Regions from separate parts of the Homo sapiens genome. Here region 2 is linked to region 1. Evidence: chromatin loops called from intact Hi-C (ENCODE). Cell type or tissue: breast epithelium. All regions are shown on one strand. Each heading gives the region's core, and the rest is flanking DNA. Links, peaks and the distances in the headings are about the cores only. Region 1 holds the start of LOC124902704. Region 2 overlaps PPP6R3 (protein phosphatase 6 regulatory subunit 3).

What was found. Peaks named below come from ENCODE experiments on the same cell type or tissue, not always from the same donor. Only the 100,000 strongest peaks of a DNase experiment are listed, where the experiment ranks them.
Region 2: a loop joins it to region 1, with 14 times the contacts of the local background. A loop is called at or near these places in 3 of 110 quality-filtered maps.

Annotation. Positions count from the first base shown.
Region 1 is chr11:69,655,098-69,659,482 of GRCh38, forward strand. LOC124902704 reads right to left here and starts at 2,818. Exons shown (of 1, transcript XM_047427985.1): 1 at 2,101-2,818. The coding sequence starts at 2,818. The coding sequence ends at 2,114. RefSeq lists enhancers at 1-770, 2,650-3,377. In breast epithelium, for the core only: no CTCF peak of the experiment used is centred there; no DNase peak of the experiment used is centred there; H3K27ac peaks cover 358 bases.
Region 2 is chr11:68,570,237-68,574,621 of GRCh38, forward strand. It overlaps PPP6R3 (protein phosphatase 6 regulatory subunit 3), which reads left to right. Exons shown (of 24, transcript NM_001164161.2): 12 at 804-868; 13 at 3,873-3,988. Among named protein-coding and RNA genes, the nearest start is that of PPP6R3, 110 kb to the left of the region's middle. In breast epithelium, for the core only: no CTCF peak of the experiment used is centred there; no DNase peak of the experiment used is centred there.

The DNA of each region.
Region 1 (4,385 bases), core at 293-4,292:
GGGTGGCCTTTCACTGGGATCGTGGGGACCTGGAGGCCGCCTTATAGGACACCCATGACGCCCACCTCTGGATTTCAGGTGCACGTGACTGGACTTAACTTCAAACCCCAGGGTGGAGGCAGGTAGTGGGAGTGCCCTGGGAAGGTGTCCTCGGACCTTGGTCACTGCTCCTGAACCCATCTGTGAGGCTGGTTTGTCCTCATCCCAAGCTAAGTGGAAGCTCAGGTCCCAAGCCACCGATGGGTGCTACTTGTCAGCTGCAGGTTGAATCTCCGTGGCCTTTATGAAGCACCTGCTGTCTACCCTTCCTGCCTTGTAGAGCACTCCTCCCAGGGCTCAACAGTGGGGCCGGGGTGGTCGGTGTGTTGGCTCCACAGGCGCCTGCCCTGGGAGGAAGGTGGGGTGTGGAGGGAAACGCTTGGCCCCTGTAGGTCTCCACCAGCCTCTCCCCTGAGGGTGGGGGCTCCGGGAGCCTTCCTCGAGGGAGTCCTATATTGAGTGGGTGGGGGAGCCTGCAAGGTGCCCCTGACAGGTCACATCAGAAAGAGCTCAAGGGACAGTCGGAGCCAGAGGTGACACTGGTGGCCACTCGGGTGGCTCACAAGGCCCAGCTCCTCCTTGCTCCTGGGCAAATTACTCTGAAGGCAGGGACCAGGTCTGCACCATTGCGGCTCTCCAGTTCCAGGCAATGGCCAGGTCCTGTGTCAGGGCTGGGGTCCTAGGGAAGCCATGTCCCCACCCCCGGCCTGCAGCTGGGTTTACATTCATCCCCCGAGAGCACATGGGTGTAGCAGGAGGCCTGTGCAGAGAGCTCCGACCATCGCACAGGGCACCTTTGGTTGTTTCACGGAGCAGGCAAGGGAGCCATCGGATCCTGTTAGGTTTGAGCAAGGATGTGGGGAAGAAGCTGGAGAGCCACTTTGCCATGCAGGGAGAGGAGCACATGGGTCTAGGGATCTACTTTAGTGTTTGGAAGGTTTTTTAAGATGAAAGAGGGATGTGTAGGCTGATAGGTCTGGCAGAGCCAAAAGGCAGCGACATGTCTACTGGGAGAGATGGAGCTGAGCGCGGGGCTCAGGCAGGGTGGCAGGGCAGGGCCGGGGCCCTGGGTGGGTCAGGTGGGTTCACAGCCAAGTGTGTAGAGAGGGCTTGGGCCCAGAGTGAAGCAGTTGCAAGCTCTCCCACAACCCATTCTCTCTGTCTCGGCATCTGTGGCATCCCGTGATGGGTGGGTCTGTACACACCCCACCCCTGGCTGTGCCACAATGGGGGTGTCTGTACACCCCTCACCCCTGGCTGTGCCACGATGGGGGGGTCTGTACACCCCCCATCCCTGGCTGTGCCACGATGGGGGGTTCTGTACATCCCCCAGTGATGGGTGGGTCTATACATCGTGGTTATGCCACGAGCTCCAAGGCTGTATCAGTCCGTTTTCACACTGCTAACAAAGACATACCCGAGACTGGGTAATTTATAAAGAAAAAGAGGTTTAATAGACTCACAGTTCTACGTAGCTGGGAGGCCTCACCATCACGGCGGAAGGCGAAAGGCCCGTCTTCCATGGCAGCAGGCAAGAGAGAATGAGACTCAAGTGAAAGGGGAAACCCCTATAAAACCATCAGATCTGCTGAGACTTGTTCACCACCATGGGAACAGTATAGGGGAAACTGCCCCATGATTCAATCACCTCCCACCGGGTCCCTCCCACAACACGTGGGAATTATGGGAGCTACAATTCAAGATGAGATTTGGGTGGGGACACAGCCAAACCATATCAAAGGCATCGTCTGGCCACTCTAGGCCCTTGTTCCCAACTCTCAAACTCCACTGACATCACCTCTGTGCCTGCAACCCCTCCTGGGATTCAGTGGAGACCTCGTCCCTTGTTGGAGTATCTGCGCTACCCAGAGGGTGATGGTAAAAACTGACCTTTGAGGAACTTCAGAGACAAAGCCTTCCGCAGTCAGCTCTCCCTGCAGCCCCTTCGCAGAAGCCTGTCCTCACACGCCCGCCACCCCTACCTGCCCTGCCTCCTGGCCCATCTCCCTGCAGCCAGACAGTCCTCATCCATTCTTCATCCTCTGCCCCCAACCCCCAGCCTTCCTATCTCCCTTCAGCTCCGTCCAAGGTCCCTGGGACTCAGCCCCATCTCTCCCCAGCCTTGACCCCAATAAGCTCGATGTCTTTGCCCAGGAGCTCCTGACACACCAGACTGCATCCAGCTTCCTGTTCTGCGCTTGGCCCACCGCCTCGGTCCACAGGAACCTTCATCTCTGCTCTGACTGTAAGGATGGGCTCTCTGAGGGCTTCCCCACCCCACAGCAGGCAGGTGGTTCTGGGAGTCTGGGATTGTCATGCCTGGGCACCTTCCTGCTCTGGCTGAGCCCCTCCAGGACGGAAATCTCCCAGATTTCTCTCTGCCTCCGTCTCCCCACCCTGGCATACAGTGGGTCCTAGGAAGGGGGCCGAATGGAAGGGAGGTCGTGTCGGCTCCTACAGGGCAGCCCCAAGCTGCTGGGCTGAGGTGCAGAGCCATGGGTCCAGCCTGACCCGCATGCCGGGAGCTGATTCCATGGCTGGAAGGGTCGGGGGTTCCCCAGGAGCCCAGACAGCACCTAGAGTTGTCACAAGGAGTGAAAGGCCCTGAGGGGACAGAGGAAGGAGGCTGGGCAGAGTGGGCACGTGGACTTCGGACCGCGCTTGTGGGATAACAGTGGCTAGGGCTGTGCAGAGGGTGGTGCACTGCCCATGGGAGTCCAGAGAAGCCAGGTCCAGTGGCAGTGGCATGCATCCGGCAATCCCTCCGGCTACCCTGCATGCAGCGTGACCCTCCTTGAAGCACCCCAGGAAGCAGTCACAGCCTCGCTCTGCCCAGCATTGGGGGCCTGGCCTCTGAATCTGGTGGGGAAGGCTGTGTTGCCTGCTGGCACCCGCTCTATCACCAGTCCCACCATAAGGCTAGTCCCCAAAGTCAGCACTGCAGCCAGGGCCAGCGAGGGCCAGCAAGGGCAGGCCTGTGCAGGGGCTGCAGCGTGGGGTGTGCGTCCCGCACTCTGGGCCAGCCTCGCAGCTCACAGGGCTCTGTCATCCCAGGAATGTCTTTGATCAAGAGTTTATGCAAGACGAGGAAAGCAAGCCCAGGACCTCTAATCCGTTCCCACAGTCCCCTGCCCGCCAGGGCCCCACAAGCCCAGCGCCACACCGCCAGGCCTGAGCAGACAATAGCAGGCGGACGGGTGGGCGGGCAGCTCTGGGGCCGCTGGCCTTGGGGCCCACATCCGGGAGCATTGTCACCGCCACTCACGAGGGCACACAAGGAGGGCTGGGGAAGAGAGAATGCAGAGCCCTCTGCTGAAGGGGCTTCGGTGGGCCTTGAGCCTTTCAAAGACGGCGGTGTCCATTAATCCTTTTAATTTGCACCTAGCGGCAGCTGAGACAAGCCTCTCAACCGGCAGCCACTTTAAGAGCTGAGTGGTCTAACCCGAGGATCAGCTCCTATTCCAGACCCTGGGCCCTCTGAGCCTGTCGAGGCAGTCCTCCTTGCCTTTGTTTAATCACGGGAGGAATCGCAGCTGGAGGTTACTGAGCACGCACTGTGTGCCTTGTGCTCAACACCGAACACAGTTTCTCTCTGAGTTTTGCAACGACCCCATGGGTTGGTGACAGGGAGGGGACACTCTGGTGGCAGCCACAGACACAGCCCTGCCCTCCCAGAGCCTACACTCTCCCGCACACAATCATCCCATCTGCTAGGTCAGGGATTGGCAGGTTTTCTGGAAAGGGCCACAGAGAGAGGCTTCAGGCTTTGTGGGCCACAGGTTCTCTTGCCCTGTGCAAAAGCAGCTGCAGCCGCTCTGTGAATGAGTGAGCATGGCTGTGTGCCAATAAAGCTTTATTTACAAAAATAGGCAGCAGACTGGATTCAGGCTGAGGGTGGTAGTTTGCCGACCCCTGTTGTAGATGAGTAAACCGAGGCCCAGAGAGGTAAAGTAACTGAGCCAGGACTGCACAGCTAGTGTGTGACCAAGCCAGCCTGGTGGGTCAGCCTCATGGAGAAGAAAAGGCTCAAGCTTCAAAAAGGGAAATGCACGGAGGCTTCATTGGGCCATTTGCAGCCAGGCCCCACGCACACAGCTCAGGGCCCTGCTTCGCCAGCTCCACCTGTTTCGAGGCTCCCAGTAGGTTGCCCCTGCGGGCGGCACTGTGTCTTGGCTGCTGGCCTGGAGAAGGGCAGCCAAACAGGCCGGCAGTGGACATCTGAGGGTGACCAGCTGTTTAAAAAGAAAACTCACCGGCATGTATAGGCACACATTAAGCACACACGTTTTGGAGTAAAAGGCCCTGGGGTTGGATCTCGGATCTGCAGCTTTCCAGCTGTGCGGCCT
Region 2 (4,385 bases), core at 94-4,093, 1.1 Mb before region 1:
CAGAGTGTAGTTTCTTTGCTGAATACGTGACTGAAAGTCAGGAGAACTGAGTTCTTTGTGATGTTGAGAGTCTTCCTGGGGTCTCTTTTTCTCTTCTGTCAAATATGAGATAATTTTACTAAGTCAGTCTTCAGATTTTTTCTTGCTTGGTAGTTCTATGGTACTTTTAAAATTTCTAGCCCACACTTGGTTTACTCGCAAACCTAAAATGTAGAAAAGGCTAGCTTGGAACAGCCAAGTTGATGGGAAAGACAAATGACACCTGAGAAGAACTAGCCCTGCACATTCCAGTATTGCAGCCTACAGCAGTTGTCACTGACTTGCAGACTTTGGGCAAAACCCACCTGTTTTTAATATTAATGCAGTAATGTTAGTTCATCTGGAAGTAAGACGTGCTCACATTTTAAAAGTACAAGCATTACTTTGGATTCTAAGTTAAATTTTTGCCAAGGCATAGTTTTCTTTATTCCATTTTAATTTAGCTCAGGTTTTATATTTCTGTTCTGAATTTTCACAGCTAATAAAACCTGGCTTTCCTTTATAGTTAACTATAGGTAGTTAACTGCACTACCTATAATACTGAGTTTCCTGTAGATGTTCTGTGGAGGGTGTGGATCCTGATTTGAATCTCTGTAGTGTTGTGGGTGTCTGCAGTAGATTGATGATCACATTGCATTTGGCTTAGTAACATTTAGCTTGCTAGATTATGCATACTACTATTCTCTTTAACCTAGAGTTCTGTTTCACTTTAAAGTTTTGATGCTTTGAAGTATTAACTGGAATATTCTTTTTTTTTTTTTCAGCTTTTCCAAAAATGTCAATTAATAGAACGAATACTTGAAGCCTGGGAAATGAATGAGAAGAAACAGTAAGTAAATTGTTTTTTTGAAAGGAATTCAGTTTGGTTGGTAATATGAGGAAAATAATACCTCCTTGCCCTAGTCAGAAAAAAATGGAAATAATTACATGATACTGGCCATTTTACAATTTAAACTTTTCCCCAGATTATTTCATTGTAACAGTTGTTTTTATAATACTAATAATTTCTTGTTAGGTCCTCTTGTTTTTGGGGCAAAACAAGTGAGTTCGGAGTGTTCCCCACCTCTGTGCTGCCTTTGAAACTTCCTGGTCCTTTTTGAATGGCTACTGTTCTAAGAGTTATAAGGTTAAAGTTAAGTCCTTGATGATGTGACTTAGTGTATTTGTCCTGGTCACCTTATGCTCAGAACAGAAGGTATCACGTACATATTTTCATTGTAGAGAAGAGTTGCTTTGTACAGGGACCTAGAGGAAAAAAATTGCTCAGTGTTTTCTTTTTAGAAAATGTTTGTTAGCTGATTGGCAAGGTTATGTGAAGTATTAGTTGATACATGTAAGTAGCTTTGTTACACAAAACGTTTTCTTACAGGTGTTGTCTGTAACAGCATTCCTCTCTAGTGCCCTGGAAGCCTTTATGTCACCCCGTAGATTCTGAAGCATGGTGGCATAAGGGCGTGTTTGGGAAACACTCTGAAGGCATGCTTCTGTGTTTGTTTTTAAGACAGGTTTATTGAGATATAATTCTCATATGGTAAAGCTCATTTTAGGTGTACATTCCTAGGAATTCTGACTGATGCCTGAAGTCACCATCACCACAATCAAGACATTTCTGTCACCCCCAAAATTTCTCTCATGGTCCTTTGTAGTTGATCATTTCCCAGCATTCTTGTTATGTGTCTCTGTGTCTCCAGGAAAGCTAGATGACTCTTGGGAGTCAGCCTTACTTTGTGAGGTTTGATTTTTTTTTTTTAAATCGTTTAATAAGCACTGCTACTAGGGTTTTGATTTGGCTTCATGTGGGAAATTGGCATTTTGTTTGTTTGTTTGTGGCAAGGGGCTAGTATTGGTAGACCTCAGATACATTCTTCCAAATGGAGCTCTTTGGAGATGCTGTTTGTGGCCCAGTTGACATCTCTGGTTATATGTCTGACTCCGTCTTGGCTTCTCTGTGTCCTTCCCAACCTCCAGTCTTCTTGCTGCCTCCTCATCTGGCCAGGGCTCAGATATCCTTTGTGCCCTGCTCTCCTGGTGAGTCCCGTTTTCTGGAGGCCTGGTGAATACCATTCCCTCTGTCTAGGGGGATCCCGAAAGAACTTTCCTTGTTTCCTTGCACAACAGCCTGAAGCAGTTTGAAGCTGTGGGTCACCTTAGAGATGGGCCTTTGTTTTCTTTCACTTGTGTACTTGAGGGTGTGCAGAAGAGTGACTCAGTTGCCTGTAGGTAACACCTGGCTCTCTGGATCTTACTGAAGAACTAAAAGAGACTCTGAGCAACTCAGTGAAGATTGACTCTGGCCAGGCACGGTGGGAGATGCCTGTAATCCCACTGCTTTGGGAGGCTGAGATGGGAGGATTGGTTGAGGCCAGGGGTTCGAGACCAGTCTGGACAACATAGGGAGATCCTGGCTCTACAAAAAATTAGCCGGATGTGGTGGTACTTGCCTATAGTCCCAGCTACTCAAGAGGCCGAAGTGAGAGAATTGCCTGAGCCCAGGAGTTTGAAGCTGCAATGAGCTGTGATTGCACCACTGCACTCCAGCCTGGATGACAAGCAAGACCTTGTCTCTACCTAAATAATCAACCCTGTACTTCTTACCCTTAGGCACCCCCAAGCCCTCTAAGATTCTCTAGCAGATACTTTATTTTCCAAGCAAGCCTTCAAGCATAGGATGTTTTTTTTTTCTTATTGCTCCTGAAAGGCTTTTCTCTCTCTAAGCAAAAATCTCTGCAGTGTTTGTTCCCTGCTATCTGCAGTCAAAAATCTTTCGTTTGATAGAGCTTAAAATCTTGGCACTTTGTAAATAGGTAGAGAAATCAGATTAATATGAGTTTACTTATTTTATATATATATATATATATATATATATATATATATATATAATTTTTTTTTTTTTGAGACGGAGTCTTATTTTGTCACCCAGGTTGGAGTGCAGTAGCACAATCCTGGCTCACTGCAGTCTCTGCCTACCGGGTTCAAGAAATTTTCCTGCCTCAGCCTCCTGAGTAGCTAGGATTTCAAGTGTGCACCACCACGCCTGGCTAATTTTTGTATTTTTAGTAGAGATGGGGTTTTGCCATGTTGCCCAGGATGGTCTCAAACTCCTGACCTCAAGTGATCCACCTGTGTTGGCCTCCCAAAGTGTTGGGATTACAGGCGTGAGCCACTGTGCCTGGCCTGATACGAATTAAGTGTAAAGATTGATCATGGTTGGGAAGATGAGACCTTAAATGGGAAAAGGACAAAGACTGTTTGTTTGCATGTGTTCAGAATGGTGTATGGTCAAGTACTAGTTGACTGTCTCCTATCTTGGCCAAGTCTCACATCAGCTAATATCTTAACTTGAGACATGTCATTGGTAGATAATTATTTCTATTCATTGATATAATAAAAATTTGCTATCTTTTAAGAAAATGAACCAGCAGAATTCTTACCTCAGTTCCTTATAATCTGATTAAGGTTTGAAAAAGTTTCATTAAAAAGATGTAAAATAAAATCACAATAACATTAGGCATCAGAGAAGGTTTATTTGATCTTTTAAAAAATAATGTGTTATTGACAGTGAGTGATGATTTTTGAGATTCGAATAAACTGTGGCCTGTTGACTGAGGCTGCCATATAATCTTTTACAATTTCACACCCCTCCCTGACCATGCTGCATGGTCATATTCTGGCACCTTCCATTCCTTTGTTTTTCTTTTCTTTTCTGTCCATCGTCATTTTCTTCAGTGCCTTCAGGGTTTAAAATGATTGTTTAAAAGTCCGCAGTATTTACCGAGTGTTTCATCACTTCATCCTATCAGGAATCTGAGTATTTGTCCTTTACCTCTTGTCAGGGCTGAGGGAGGAAGACGGCATGGTTACATGGGACACCTAACGAGGATAGCTAACTGTATCGTGCACAGCACTGACAAGGGCCCCAACAGTGCATTAGTGCAGCAGCTTATCAAAGGTAAGTTATTTGTGAAATTTGAATTACATTTTTGTTGGGTTGCAGGAAGGATTTAAGGGTCAAGTAGAAATGCATGTAGCATTTTTAATAGTGATTTGTGGGACTTCTTTATATTTGGCAAATTATGTATTTGAATGAGGTTCTTGAGAATGTGTTTGAACAGTGTTGTTTTTTGGTTGTATTTATGTTCATGTAGTTACAGACCATTCCATAAGCATTGGCAGGCTTGGCTGGATTCAGCATATAAGAGTCACCTATTGTCATTCTTAAAGAGCATTGCTTGGTGAATCATGCTTTTGAGTATTGTGAGTGTGAAGTACTCATATGCTAGCAGTTGAGCCACTTCAGCTATAATTTTGCCTTTTATTTTCTGAAGGCCTCTATATAGCCTCTGAAT